Linked DNA regions of Homo sapiens: regions 2, 3, 4 and 5 are each linked to region 1. Evidence: chromatin contacts called from ENCODE Hi-C or POLR2A ChIA-PET data. All regions are on one chromosome and are shown on one strand. Each heading gives the region's core, a stretch centred on a gene start or an enhancer-like site at or near the end of the contact. The rest is flanking DNA. Distances are from core to core; before and after follow the strand shown. Region 1 holds the start of MORF4L1 (mortality factor 4 like 1). Region 2 holds the start of MTHFS (methenyltetrahydrofolate synthetase). Region 3 holds the start of ST20 (suppressor of tumorigenicity 20). Region 4 holds the start of ZFAND6 (zinc finger AN1-type containing 6). Region 5 holds the start of FAH (fumarylacetoacetate hydrolase).

Region 1 (2,700 bases), core at 109-2,608:
CTCCGTCTCAGAAAGAAAAAAAAAAAAAAGAAAAGTCATGGAGACAAAGGTTTGCGTAGGAGGATAAAGGTTTACATAGGGGATGCAGGTAGGCTAAGGGCTGTTTGTGGAAGGATTTAAATACCAGGCTAAGGACTTTGAGATTTATCGTCTAAAGTTCATTGAGCACTTATTCATTGTTGGGTACCGCGCTAAGCCCGTATATGTAATTCTCACAATAAACTGACGGAAATGGTGCTATTTTGCAGCTTAGCCAACAAAGTTGTTTTTGAACAGGGAACGACATAAATCCGTTTGTTTAGGCCAGGCACGGTGGCTCACGCCTGTAATCCCAGAACTTTGGAAGGCCAAACCGGGCGGATCACGAGGTCAGGAGTTCCAGACCAGCCTGGCCAACATGGTGAAACCCAGTATCTACTAAAAATACAAAAATTAGCTGGGCGTGGTGGCACATGCCTGTAATCCCAGCTACTCCGGAGGCTGAGGCAGGAGAATCGATTGAACCTGGGAGGCGAAGGCTGCAGTAAGCAGAGATCGCGCCACTGCACTCCAGTCTGGGCAACGGAGCGACACTCCATCTCAGAAAAAAAAAAAAAGGTATAATATTGAAGAAATCCGTTTGTTTAGAGTGACAAGAAGCACAAACAGGGCAGGTACGGAATACAGACGTTGACATATTCACACTAGCCTTTTTCAGAAAGCAGAGCTCCATTATCTCAAAAAGCTAAAGCGTGACTAGTGTTTCCCACGTCATCATCCTCATTTCCGCAAGGCTGGGCTGGAGAAGAGGAGGTAGACCTAGGAGCCAACAAATGGCTATCAATCCCACCAAATAGGCTCCGCAGTGGGGTTGCTAAACAACGAAGCTTCCAGAAGCGGACCCCAGTTCCCACCCTCTTGCTGATCCTAAAGCCTTTCTATGCAAAAACTAGCGGAATGCTATTGAATGTAGGTTTCCGAGCCAGCCCTATTCTCTCCGACTACTTCAACATCAACGGGGGCTTATTTGCCCAAGGGACGTCGCAACTGGGCCTTTCCCATTCTATTATCACTGGTGGCTCACCACCCCCACTCTCCCCCATCGCCAGCTCCGCCTTAACCTCCCACGAAATCAAATCCCCGCTTTACCAACCCGCAGCAGCCGGGGGCATGGAGAGAGAAGCGGGGGTGGGGTGGGGTAGGGTAGCCGGCCCCTCCCCCACCCGGGGGGGGGGGGGGGGCGCCTCCACCGACTCCGAACTACCAGTCCCGGCGTGCCCTGGGGCGGCGCGGGCGCAGGGGCGCGTGCGCGGCGGGCTGTCGTTGGCTGGAGCAGCGGCTGCGCGGGTCGCGGTGCTGTGAGGTCTGCGGGCGCTGGCAAATCCGGCCCAGGATGTAGAGCTGGCAGTGCCTGACGGCGCGTCTGACGCGGAGTTGGGTGGGGTAGAGAGTAGGGGGCGGTAGTCGGGGGTGGTGGGAGAAGGAGGAGGCGGCGAATCACTTATAAATGGCGCCGAAGCAGGACCCGAAGCCTAAATTCCAGGAGGGTGAGTGTGCGCCTTTGGGAAAAAGGCACCTAACGGCGCAGGAGATAGAGGCGGGCTCGAGGTGATTGAGGCTTGAGGGCCGGGGGCGGCGCGGGCTGCGCCCTGAGAAGGCGGCGGTCAGTGCTTTGTGCGGGGAAAGCGCATTGCGGATGGCAATTCCGGTGCGTCATTGTGAGAAAGCGCTTTGTGAAGCGAGAGTGCTGCGCAGGCGTTAGAGTGGGAGAGAGAGCGTTTGGCGCGTGGCACACCCTCGTCAAGTGTTTGTTATTGTTCTGAGGAAGAGGGCGCGGAGAGAGCAGCCTATTGTAGGGAGGCGACGGGAGCGCCATGGCGGCGGTTAGGGGAAGTGATGTGGCGGCGGGGGGGGAGGGGCGGTGGCTGTTTCGGGCGGTCCTGCGGCGCGCCCGGCCGCTTGGGCAGCTACGACGGGTTTTTCGGTGCTTCCTGGAGCCCCGGGGTGGTTGCGTTCGGTGGCAACTCAGCTGCGGATGGGGGTGGGTTTGGCGCCACGGGGCGGGAGAAGTGCGTTGTAAAATGGCCGTTGCAAGATGGCGGCGCCATCATGGCCGCCGGCGTCTCGGTCCCGTATGGAGGCACAGCTTACGGGCAGATGCAGCGCCCCCTTCCACGACGACCAGAAGGTTGCCGGGGCCCTCCGCATACCACAGAGTGGTGGGTGGGGACAGAAAAAAAAAAGTGAGATGAGCGTTTTCCTCCGCTTTGTGTTGCCTGGAGGCATCACTCTGCTATTCTTGGGCGCAGTGCCGAGATCCTATGGTAATGTGAGTGAGCTCTCGCTTTGCAGTTGCTCGTAAAAAGTAAATAAAAATGATCTGAATGCAGTGTTGACGCCGTTTGCATTTGTAAGTCCCATTGCCTCGACGTCATTTTTTAAATGCAGTAATTGTTTGATTAGTTGCAGTGTTTAACAATGACTTGAAAGTTGAATTTCTTTTTATTAATTGGTTTTCGATTGACATGAGTTTTGGGTAAGGTTAGACTGACTCCCAGTGGAAGGCAGCTCTTTAAATTTTCACAACGCTTCAGTTAACGTATAATAAGGTGGAGGTCTAATAGCTAAAAAGGAAGTAAAGTCCTGTTGAGAAAGGAGGAACACTTTAACATTCCTTTTCATTGCTATGGAAATTTATGCTAGTTACCGTAAATACGATGT
Region 2 (2,700 bases), core at 22-2,521, 1.0 Mb after region 1:
GCTTTAACCCATAGGCACCTTGAATTTGAGTAAATAACGGATAATAGAATAGTGAAGGGTAATTAAGAAAGCCTGATGGTATAACTAATTCCAAGGAACATCAAGTTTCCAAATATCTGGTGTCTCTGAAGCATGATGCTGGGAAGACAGATCATCAGTTTGACTTACAACAGAATTACAAATACGTACTTATTCAGGGGACATTAAATTTTTCTTCCTCTGGTGTCTAACAAAAATGAGTCCCCAAAAACTCTTTAGAACATGCCTTCACAACAGGATATGACTGCCATTTTATTGATAAGAAAACTGACATTACATAGACTAAAAATACATAGCAGTGCAGTTGGTGAAAGTAATGAAACAGAGGTCTGCTAACCAACAAACACGGACCCTCACTTATTCCTCTCATTTCTCTCTTCTGTTTCCTACGTTCTTGGGAAGCCTGGATATGATAGCCAAGTCTTCCTTTCGTTCACTCAAGAAAAAGCATTTAATGTTGACCAACTCTGAGACAGGAAAAGCCTAGGCCCTGGAGCTACTGAGACACAGCCTTAGCCCTCCATATGCTTAGTGAAGTCCAGTCAACCTCTGAGTTCTGCCCTTTGGCATCTCCACACCTTTTTTGGTGTTCCCTCGTCTAAAGCACCTGCATCTTTCTCTGGCCATTTTACTAATATAACCGGAGTCTTACTCGTAGCTCATTAACTTTAGGCCTCACTGAGGGAACCTGGGCACTCAGGTGTTCACCCATCTCCTCTACCACAACTTTCTGTTCTCACCGTGCTCTCACCACAGCACCGTCATCCCCACGGAGGGTTTTCGAGCACCAAAAGAGCCACCCATGCAAACAAACTCCCCTCCCAGAGATAAATCTGTCAACCCCTGCCGTCCTCTCGCTCTTTAGCCCCACAACTTTCACTACCGGGCCCTCTCCCCGCCATAGTGCCAAGAGCGTCCAGACCACGACTAGGGGGCGTGCGCGCGCCGGGAGGGGAAACGTGCGCGCGCCGGGGGGTGGGGGGGCGCCTAGCCCAGCGCCAGCACGGACCATGCACAGATCAGCAATCGCTGGCCGCCAGGCCTTCGGAGGGTCTGTCCGCCGCGGCTTCCGCTACGGGCGGCCTCGCACCTTCTGGCTCAGTACGCGGGACTGGCGTAGCCGCTCCTCGGCACTCATCGCCCGCAGACGCTGCTTCAGCTCTCCCCGCAGGCTCCGCTTGGCGCTGCTCACCGCTGCCGCCGCCATCTCACGCCCAAGCCGAGTCCAGTCCCGCCCTCGGCGCCCTGGGCGCCCTCGGGTTCGGTCTCCGCCCCTGGCCGCTCCCAGGTGGATCCGCGGCCTAGGGGCGGGTCGGGGCTCGGGGAAGCGCCCCCACCCCGCTTCCGGGACGCGGGCCCGCGGCGCGCCGCGCGCTTACCTCGCCTCTGGCCCTTGGGACCCAGCCCTCGTGCGGTCCCCGTGGTCCGGCTCGCCCTCCCCGGTTAGGGGAGCGGTGGCGAGGCGCCGTCGCTGCCCTGCCGCCTGACCTCCCTGAGCCTGGGCCCTCACCGGGACCGCGGAGGCGGCAGCGCCACTGGCGGGGATGGTAAAGATGGCCGGCAGTACCCACGGTGCCTGGCATCTCTTGTACTGTTCAGTAGTGGGACTTCAGGGGCCAGAAAAGAAGGGCAAGGCAGGACATGTAGCGAAATCGTCACGAGTCGCTTAACTACAGGGATAGGTCTGACAGATGCCCCGATTTCCTTCTTGTGCAAACATCAGAGTGTAGTTACACAAAGTTACTACACACCTATGCTACACACCTGTACAGCGTATTTTGTACCGAATACTGTAGGCAATTGTAAGCACCGTGATACTTGTGTATCTAAACACAGAAAAGGTAATGTGTTGGTTGGCTACCACATCAGTAGGTATTAGGAATTTTTCAGCTCCATTATAATCTTAAGGGACCACAGTGGTTGATGGAAATGTCCTTATGTGATGAATGTATAGATGATACATAATCGGGAACACTGCTAAAGCAATAACTGTAGTGTAAAAGCCAAATTTTGCGGGTTTCTAGTGTGAATGTATTCCAGGTAATAGTGCCCACATAGGTACTTCCTGTTATAACCATCAGTGACTGTTCATTCCCACCACTCAGCTCTGATTAAAACACAAAAATGAATTAAAACTAAAAGCAGTTGGGGGGTGGGTGAGGCACTTGCAGGAAGAGGTAAAAGAAACTGTTAAGTCTTAAACTGCTCCCAGTAGACAGGCGCCTCAGATGGCATAGACGGTTGCCTCTCAGATGTGACTTCCTAAGAAAACCAGAGCTGTCTCTGCCAAAAATACGTCCCTACTGACCGCCCCAGTGTCTTAATCCCCACCGTTAAGAATCACACCTCCTAGGTAAAGCATTAATTAAGTGCCCGGTGAGAATGCACATGGCTTGAGAGGGGAGTTCTGGCTTCTTTATGGAATCTATCAACAGCTTCCAGGGAAAGCTAATGCAAGTCCCAGGGGGACTGTGTTGTAAGAAAAAGGGAAGGCCAGGCAGGTACAGCGTATACATAGTGCAATTAGATTTGCTGACCTAAAAGTTAGAACACGAGGTCTAACAAACTACGTACTTTTCTAATCTGTTCATTTTTACCAAAAAATAAAAATTAAAATTAACACTAGCTCCACGTTGAATCATTTACCAATTTTCTTTGTTC
Region 3 (2,700 bases), core at 201-2,700, 1.1 Mb after region 1:
CTTTATAATAAAATGAGGAGAAAAGCCTCCCATTTCCTATTTATGAAAGTGATATTAAGGTGTGTGTCACAATTTCATCAAGAAGTGGCTTATGACAATACAGCTTTGGTTTAGGTATTAAAATAGGACTCTTTTCTGCCCATAGGAGGACATGGAAATGAAGGATAGATGTGATAAATGTCAATTCAGAGCTCTGCAAAATGCCAGACTCAATTCTTGTTTTAAAATATCAGAGCCAGGGCTCTTGTTTCACCCTTGATTCTTCACACAAAACACCACCATCCTCTGACCTCTTCACACAGAGCAAGCTTTACCCCACTACCTAAAGGGGAGTGCTGATCCACATGGTCTCCCCATCCACGCTAGAAATTGATCCCAAACACCAACCGCTGCATAGACGTCGGCGACTTTGGTCTGCACCCCCCGAACTTGGTGATACCTCATCAAGCCAAACCCCTCCCCAACATCCAAAATGCCCAGACCAGCATCCGAAAGCTGGTCTCCTATACAAAGCAGAATCCCTGCCTACAAAGCAGTTTCCCACCTCCGACTCCTCCCCACGGCGAACAGCCCTTCTGGATCCAACCAACCCACCAACCCCAATAGGGCCCAGCACCCAGAGGGTCCACAATCCAGAGAAGGAGCTACAAGCCCTGTACTTGCAAGCCTCGAACCCCCAACTCCAACTGACCTCCCCTCTGCCAGAGCAAGACCACGAGTACCCGCCGAGAGCGGACCTGGCTGGCTACACAAAGCCAGGCGCCCGACCAGAGGGATCCTCCGGGACGTCCTCCGCCACCGGGGCGTCCCCGCCCAGCCCCGCCCGGCGCCCGGCGCTCACCAGCTCTCCTCCCCCTCCTCCTAGCCTGACAGACGCTCCAGGTCGTCTAGCAAGCCGCCCTCCCCCGCCGCCAGCAAGAAGGTGGCGTCTCGCAGCTCCTCGTTATTCGTCCGCCTCGGGTCCATCCGGCCCCGCCGCCCGACTTTGCGCTGAGACCCAAGGGGAAGCCCCGAGGGGACCCCGCGCCGTAGGAGGGAGTGGAGGAGCCGGCGAACCGCGATGGAGCCGGGGCCCAGCACAGCGCGAGCGGCTCCTCGGCTGTTCGTGCTGCTTCCCCAGCTTCTTCACCGGCACCTGCAGCTTCCGCACCTCCTGGTCCGCGTTCACGTTAGAGTTAACGTCCTCCATCCCGGCCCCGCTGCCTCCGCCGCCCGCGGCCCTCTCGCTCTCGCAGCAACAAGGGAAGAGCCGGAGGAAAGAGGCGTCCACGCCGCTCACTCCAGCCGAGGCCCCCGCATATAGCAGGGCCAGGCCCCGTCGCCAGGGTTCCCCCAGCGCGGGTCCCGAAGCACCGCTGGCCACAGATGAACCGCCTCCTCAGCGCAGGTCCGGGATTCGGGGAGGCAGCGCCAATATCCGGTCTCTGCAGCCATCTTCCCTCCGTCCCTCCGCCCACCGAGGGTCGGCCCTGTAGGTGACCTCAGAGCGTCGGGGATGGGCGTGGCCCCGTCGGGCGCTAAGAAGACCTAGCGCAGAGAGGACCGCCGAGCTCCCGACGGGGCGGGGCCAGGTGTGTGAGGGGCGGGGATTGGACCCGGAGGGGCGTGTCTGGACTGCCGGCGGAAGTGGAACGCGGCCTGACCTGCGACGGAAAGCCACTGCAAGCCCGGAGGCGAACAGAAGGCATTCCGCGAGCCGGGCTGAGTTGGTGAACACGGTCCTCGTTCACCCCGCCTATTGGTCTGGGCGTGTGGGGTATTCTCCACCCACTTATACGGCGTGTGGGACCGACGGGCCCGTCCTGCCCGGCTCCGGTCCGGATCTCGAGTAGGCGCTCAATGGGATTCGGGGAGACGTAGTTTACTTTGTTCAGCAAATATTTAACCGATGCCTATTTTAATGGGAGATTGTTTCCGCTGGCGGGAGCCTCAGAGACCGCCTGTGTCCTTTAAGAAACCCGAATTTCAGACAGTTAAGAGAGGTCTAAGGTCAAAATAATAATCATAATTTCTTCTTACTGGCCAGATACTATGCTAAGCCCTTTTTAATTTTATTATTATTATATTTTGTCACCGAGGCTGGAGTGCAATGGCCCGATCTTGGCTCTGCAACCTCCGCCTCCCGGTTTAAAGCGATTCTCCTGCCTCAGCCTCCCGAGTAACTGGGATTACAGGCGGGCGCCACCACGCCTCGCTGATTTTTGTATTTTAGTAGAGACGGGGTTTCGCCATTTTGGCCAGGCTGGTCTCGACCCTGACCTCAGGGTGATCCGCTCACCTCAGCCACTCAAAAGTGCTGGGATTACTGGCGTCAGCCACCGCGCGCCCGGTCGTGCTAATCACTTTGAAAGGCATTATCTCATCGGTTAAAACATAGTTTTCCGGACTTAAAAGTTTACAGCACACTGGCGCAGAAGATGGAAAACCGCTGCTTGCCTTTCTCCGTTTATTGACTCACATTCTGCTCTTTGGATCATTTTCTTCGGAAAAAGTTTTCCAAAGTGTGTCTTGTGTATTAAAAGTTGTGTATTAAAAGTATTTGAACACGCTGACAGATACTGAAGAATGCAGAAAATTGTATGAGTGTGAAAATCTGCCTTTACGATGTGTACTAGTGGCAGCAAATCCAAACAAAATTTAAGTGCTTTGTTTTGATCACATTCATTGGGCTTCAGATGTCAATTGTGCGCTGCTTTGGCT
Region 4 (2,700 bases), core at 14-2,513, 1.2 Mb after region 1:
ATACAACGATAAACTGGACAAGAATCGGAAGAAAAATACATTTAAGACAAAATCCGTAAGACTTGACGCATAACCTTGCTAGTTCAAGAAGCTCTTTCACACATATTATGTTATTTAACCCCCACAAATAGCCTAACAAGTAGGTTTTATTACCATTCCAATCAGGCTTTTGTCCTCCACTTAAACTGTACTCCCCAAGGTGACTTCTGTGTTGCTAAATGCTCAACAGGTACTCACTTCAGGCACAACATTTAAGGGAGCACCAAAAAACTAAGTGATCAAGATGAATAACATTTTTATTTTTTAAAATTAAAATTAATGCAAAAAAAAAATCCATGAATAACAAAATACCAACATTTAAAATAAAGAGGATTCTCAGGACTGGGCTCGCCTACCTGGATGCCCTAACGGAACTCCTCATTCACAATAGGATTGAATGACCTCGAACTAAAGTGTCACGTACTTCCTGCTCGTGATGCTCGTGAGCCCGAACGAAGGCTGAAAAACTTCAGGGGGAGCCATTCTGCCTATCACCCCTAGTTCCAGCGCAGCAGCCCAGCGTGCACCACGCAGGTGGGAACTGACCCCGTGCTTTTGGAACAGGCTGGAACTGGGGGTGCTTGTGCCTGTGCATGTATGTATTGCACACGTGTGCATGCACGCTTCTCGTCTTGCTTCTATTTCCAAGTCCCAGTTCAGGACAGGGCAGAGAACTGCTTTCCAGTATGCGCCCTGAGCTCGGACTTTGCGCTTGCAGACTGAGGCGCCGGCCTGCATGGGAAGACAGAAGCTCAGAATTCCTTCCTGCACAAGTGGCAGGTGGAGTGCAACTCTTTTTGGTGCCTCAGTCCAAGACAGGGACACGCCATTCCCTGCGAGGTGGCAAAGGTACCTGAACCTACATAACCAAGCCCTTAAAGTCTCCGCGGCACCTCTTAATCGCCTTCCCGTAGCTATTGGAGGTAGAGAAACCGCGGCGGGAAGCGCCCCAGAGAGGGCAGTGGAGCAAGGGACACTGGAGGTGCAGAAGGCGGAGGAGCATCTCCTTTCGCTCCGCCCCGCCTCTTTTCCTGCCTCCGGCCAATTGCCGTGCGCTCCGAGCCTTGACCCCGCCTCTCCCCGCCTCCTCCGGCCTGCGGCCCCGCCCGCGCCGGTAATAATTAGCGGGCGGGCGGGGCCCGCGCGTCAGCCGCGGGAGCCGGCCAATCCAGTGGCTCTCCTCCGCGGTCGCGTCATAGGCCGAACAACCAAACAGAAAAGTTTAATAAACAGCGGACGGAGGGGCCGGCGGTGGCGGAGCCGGAGCAAGCAGGGGTTCGGCGGCATTACCTGTACCCATTCACCGGCGGCTACCGGCGGCGGCGCGCAGCGTGTCAGGCGGAGAGACCCGCCGCCAGGTGAGGAGCGCGGCCCGCGGGGCCCGGCTTGCCCGGCGCTGCCCCTCCCCCGCCTGCTCCCTTCCCCCACCCGGCTGCAGCTAGGCGAGGCCCGCCCCCGGCCCCTCCCGGCGCCCGAGAGCCGGAAGCGGAGGGCGGCCGGCCGGCGCAGCAGGTGGTGGGCCCGCGGGGGCCGCGGGCGAGAGGGCGAGGACTCCCGGCTCCGGGGGTGGGGGCCGGAGATCGGCGGGTTCACCTCAGACGGCGCGCGGGCGCCCGCGGCCGGGGGCCGCTTCCTGTCAGGGTGGTCGCGCTGGGGTCGGGAGCCTCAGTTCTTCAGGGCCGCGGAGGCCGCGACGCGCGCCGCCCCGAGCGGGTTGCGAGCGGTTGGCTGGCGGGGGTCGGAAGGGCCCCGGGCACACTGGGGCGCGTCAGTTCCCCGCCTCCTCCGAGTCTCAGGTCCTCTTCGGGATGTTTTTCCACCTGCGGCGTTTTTCAGAAACCAGCCGGAGGCAGCCCGGTGTCTCCAACTCCTGACTGGCACCGGGAAGGGAATTGGTCTCTTTTTTTCCTGCTTGGGTTTAGCTTGCTTAGGATTCTAAATTTTTTGTCTGCTTTTTTGAAATAGTTATATTTAAGTTTTAGCTACCTAAAAAAGTATGAAAGAATATTGTGTTTGAAATCTTTTTAACTTGGTTTTTAAGTCACGTGCTAACTATCCTACACAGTTGGGACGCTATGATTTACCTTCACATCTCGGAAGTTGTAACCAGTTGTGAGGAAGTTAGGACCTTGGGGTTACCTAAAGATAATTTATATTAAGTTGTTGGGCCATAAAAACTGGGCAGAATTGGCCACGCGCGGTGACTCAACGCCTGTAATCCCAGCACTTTGGGAGGCCGACGCGGACTAATCACGAGGTCAGGAGATCGAGACCATCCTGGCCAACATGGTGAAACCCTGTCTTTACTAAAAATACAAAAATTAGCTGGGTGTGGTGGCGGGCGCCGGTAGTCCCAGCTACTGGGAGGCTGAGGCAGGAGCATCGCTTGAACCCGGGAGGCGGAGGTTGCAGTGAACCAAGATCGCGCTACTGCACTCCAGCCTGGCGACAGAGGGAGACTCCGTCTCAAAAAAAAGCCGGGCAGAATTAATGATTTTGAAGCTCCGAGAAACAGGATTAAATTCCTCTTTCAAACCGAAATCGGAATTTGATTTTTTAAAAGTGTAAAATACCATAAACTTTTAAGGTTAGTTGTTCGGTAACCATGTCACCAATTTTAAGGCACTTTCTGAGTTGTGTATAGTTTCTCCAGAGCCCTAG
Region 5 (2,700 bases), core at 18-2,517, 1.3 Mb after region 1:
CACCTTGAACCCACCCTAAGATAGTCTGCCTTTCCCTTCTTTCCTGTCTTCCTTCTTTTCTTTCTCCCTCTCTCTCTTCTCCTATTTCTCTTTTATCTTTCCTTTCCTTTATCCCCCTCCCCTCCTTTCCTCTTTTTCCCTCCCTTCTCTCTCTTTCCACACACACATAACCTGTATATGCCAGGCACTATTCTAGGTGCTTCACAAATATTAATTCATTCCATTCTTATATCAACTTTGTGAAGTAGGAACTATTATCATCAACATTATACAGAGAAGGAAGCTGAGGTAGAGAAAGTTTAAGTAACTTGTCCAAGGTTGAGCATCTTGTCAACGTCATTTTACTACTGGCATGTGAAACAGGTGAGTTATATTTTTTAGAATATTAATTCTCATTAATTGAAGCCTTCCAAACAGGCCTAACTGTCCCCTTCTCTGACATACAAGTGGAAGTGTCATAGCTGGACGGAGCATCATGGTATGAAGGCAGAAAGGACGCGACTGGGTGTTCTTCTGAAGCTCAGGGAGCAGCTCTTGGGGAGAAAGTGTTTCCAGGAAGCGGACAAGAGTTCTGTTGAGCTGAAGAGCAGGGCAGCAGCCGGGGCGAGCGAGGCTGGAGTCATGCAGGGCAGAGCCTTAAATGCTAAGCTGGGGTTTGCTCTCGGTAGGACCAGCTAGCTGCCCCGAGCGGGGGCTGGAACCAGATCTCCCCCACGTGGACTCGCGGACAGGGCGGGGATCAGGACGGGGGCGGGGCCAGGGGAGGGGCGGGGCTCGGGGAGTGAGGCAAGACTGGAGGGCCTGGGACTCTCGGGTACCCGGGCCAGGGGAGGGGCGGGGCTCAGGGAGGGAGGGAGAGACTGGATGACCTGGGGCTTGCAAGGCGGGGCGAGGGGAGGGGCGGGGCGAGGGGAGGGGCGGGGCTCAGGGAGGGAGGGTGAGACTGTGGAGGACCTGGGGCTCGCGGGGTCGGGGCAAGGGGAGGGGCGGGGCTCAGGGAGGGAGGAGAGACTGGAGGACCTGAGGCCCACGGGGGCGGGGCCAGGGGCGGGGCGGGGCTCTGGAAGGGCGGGCGAGACTGTGGAGGACCTGGAGCTGGCGGGGGTCAGGGTAGGGGGGAGGGGCAGGGCTCGGGGTTCGGGGGCGGGGTGTTCACGGTGAGACCAAAAGTCAGGTAGGAGCCTCCGGGGTCCCTGCTGTGTCACCCGGACAGGCCGTGGGGGCGGGCAGGGGGGCGGGGCCGGGCCTGACCACAGCGGCCGAGTTCAGTCCTGCTCTCCGCACGCCACCTTAGGCCCGCAGCCGTGCCGGGTGCTCTTCAGCATGTCCTTCATCCCGGTGGCCGAGGATTCCGACTTCCCCATCCACAACCTGCCCTACGGCGTCTTCTCGACCAGAGGCGACGTGAGCAGTGGGGCTTTGGCGTCCGGGCGCGGGGAGGGAGTGGAGTGGAGTGGAGTGGAGTGGAGTGGAGTGGAGTGGAATGGAGTGGAATGAGGGGCGGGATGGAGGCTTGTGCCATTTTTCTCTTAAGATTCGTTCCGTGAGAGTGCCTATGGGCTCGAGTCCCGCCTCGTAACTTTCTAGCTGTGCACGTTGTTTAACTTTTCAGCCTCATTGTCCGCAGGTTTGCTGAGAATTAAATGCAAAATGAAATGAATCGTGTCACTCTCCCAGACAAGCAGAGCAAGCAGGATTCTGTTACCGGAAGCTGCAGCACACAGGCATGCTGCCTACTCCGAGGTGGTTGCGGTGTGTTTCTCTCGCCCAAGAGGCCAGGTCAGGGCTGGTGGTTCATCTCGCTGGATAGCCCCTAACCCTAGAACCCGGGAAATGATAACCCGGTATGCGTAGCAGGTCAGAGGGGCACGCGCGTTTCTTGGCTTAGAGTTGTGAGATCTAAGATGGCAAGTGTCTCTGCCTATAGCTGAAATTCTTTCAGCTCCTGGTGTGGGCTCCCTGGCATTCCCCTACTGATCAGAAGAAAGAGGGCAGGGAAACAAACTTTGACTAAGTCAGTGTAGTCTGATTGGTAGAAAGAAGTATTTGAAAACTGGGGGTTTATCAGCAAATAGATAATAAGAGGTTCCCTAGGTTGGAAAAGCAGATTCCCTTGGATTTGTTGATGATATTTTTGGCTTAGATTTCTGCTCCCAACTTTAAAGGTAAACTCCTGATTCATCTCTGTAAGCCATAGAACCCCAGAATCAGGAAATGTTTGCTAAACGAGGGGCCTGGCAGTTGGCTTCTTCTTGGAAAGTGGGGTTCCCTCCTTCCCCCATGGCTTGTCATTGGATGCAAGTGGCTGGCCTTTTGTGGGCCTGTCTGCGGTAAGTGCTTTGGTCTAGAAGAGTCAACTTGTGGTTTCACATCTGGCCGGGCTGACCAGATGTTGCAAGGATACAGAAAGTGGACACTCAATCCCCTGGAGGACACAATCTGAGGCACATTAAATCTTAACTTGTGATGGCCAACAACCTTTCTGCAGACAGAGCCCTCCCTCTGCCCTCCTCAAACACTTTGCCCTCGGCAGATGTGTCCTCCCTCACCTTTCCTGGGAGCACAAATCCATTAGACAGAAACATTTGTGAGAGGCAGGCACACCCCAGTAGGGAGCTCTGACTTGCTTTCTCAGGGGAATCGAATTAATATCCGTTAGAGTGTGGCTAGGTGTTTTCAGACACCATGTCCCGCTGTTTC

What was found. A loop is a pair of places that touch in the nucleus more often than their neighbours do. ChIA-PET counts read pairs that join two places held with the same protein, here RNA polymerase II (POLR2A). Pooled maps may share reads with other maps.
Region 2: a map of naive thymus-derived CD4-positive, alpha-beta T cell shows a loop between it and region 1 (10-fold over the local background). The contact joins the promoter of MTHFS here to the promoter of MORF4L1 in region 1. A Hi-C loop is called at or near these places in 1 of 168 maps with a recorded cell type or tissue (naive thymus-derived CD4-positive, alpha-beta T cell) and 10 of 50 pooled maps. POLR2A ChIA-PET finds 5 or more read pairs at or near these places in 2 of 52 experiments (K562 and activated CD4-positive, alpha-beta T cell).
Region 3: a map of CD8-positive, alpha-beta T cell shows a loop between it and region 1 (16-fold over the local background). The contact joins the promoter of ST20 here to the promoter of MORF4L1 in region 1. A Hi-C loop is called at or near these places in 2 of 168 maps with a recorded cell type or tissue (CD8-positive, alpha-beta T cell and naive thymus-derived CD4-positive, alpha-beta T cell), 1 of 37 single-sample maps with no recorded cell type and 10 of 50 pooled maps. POLR2A ChIA-PET finds 5 or more read pairs at or near these places in 1 of 52 experiments (CD4-positive, alpha-beta T cell).
Region 4: a map of A673 shows a loop between it and region 1 (13-fold over the local background). The contact joins the promoter of ZFAND6 here to the promoter of MORF4L1 in region 1. A Hi-C loop is called at or near these places in 1 of 168 maps with a recorded cell type or tissue (A673), 1 of 37 single-sample maps with no recorded cell type and 7 of 50 pooled maps. POLR2A ChIA-PET finds 5 or more read pairs at or near these places in 1 of 52 experiments (Panc1).
Region 5: a loop to region 1 is called in a map of gastrocnemius medialis, with 8 times the contacts of the local background. The contact joins the promoter of FAH here to the promoter of MORF4L1 in region 1. A Hi-C loop is called at or near these places in 2 of 168 maps with a recorded cell type or tissue (CD14-positive monocyte and gastrocnemius medialis) and 9 of 50 pooled maps.

Annotation. Positions count from the first base shown.
Region 1 is chr15:78,871,532-78,874,231 of GRCh38, forward strand. It overlaps MORF4L1 (mortality factor 4 like 1), which reads left to right and starts at 1,359. Exons shown (of 12, transcript NM_006791.4): 1 at 1,359-1,526. The coding sequence starts at 1,487. RefSeq lists silencers at 1,131-1,390, 1,801-1,860 and enhancers at 1,946-2,577, 1,971-2,210.
Region 2 is chr15:79,895,743-79,898,442 of GRCh38, forward strand. It overlaps MTHFS (methenyltetrahydrofolate synthetase), which reads right to left and starts at 1,272. Exons shown (of 3, transcript NM_006441.4): 1 at 1,130-1,272. The coding sequence starts at 1,246. The region is part of intron 2 of ST20-MTHFS (ST20-MTHFS readthrough); the gene reads right to left. RefSeq lists a silencer at 1,281-1,580 and an enhancer at 1,721-1,770.
Region 3 is chr15:79,922,302-79,925,001 of GRCh38, forward strand. It overlaps ST20 (suppressor of tumorigenicity 20), which reads right to left and starts at 1,451. Exons shown (of 3, transcript NR_037653.2): 1 at 1,151-1,451. ST20-MTHFS (ST20-MTHFS readthrough) reads right to left here and starts at 791. Exons shown (of 4, transcript NM_001199760.2): 1 at 738-791. ST20-AS1 (ST20 antisense RNA 1) reads left to right here and starts at 470. Exons shown (of 1, transcript NR_028330.1): 1 at 470-2,553. RefSeq lists silencers at 609-718, 739-808, 819-868, 1,489-1,638 and enhancers at 1,169-1,348, 1,779-1,828, 2,030-2,690.
Region 4 is chr15:80,058,413-80,061,112 of GRCh38, forward strand. It overlaps ZFAND6 (zinc finger AN1-type containing 6), which reads left to right and starts at 1,264. Exons shown (of 7, transcript NM_019006.4): 1 at 1,264-1,397. RefSeq lists silencers at 942-1,270, 967-1,836.
Region 5 is chr15:80,151,732-80,154,431 of GRCh38, forward strand. It overlaps FAH (fumarylacetoacetate hydrolase), which reads left to right and starts at 1,268. Exons shown (of 14, transcript NM_000137.4): 1 at 1,268-1,404. The coding sequence starts at 1,324. RefSeq lists a silencer at 697-1,256.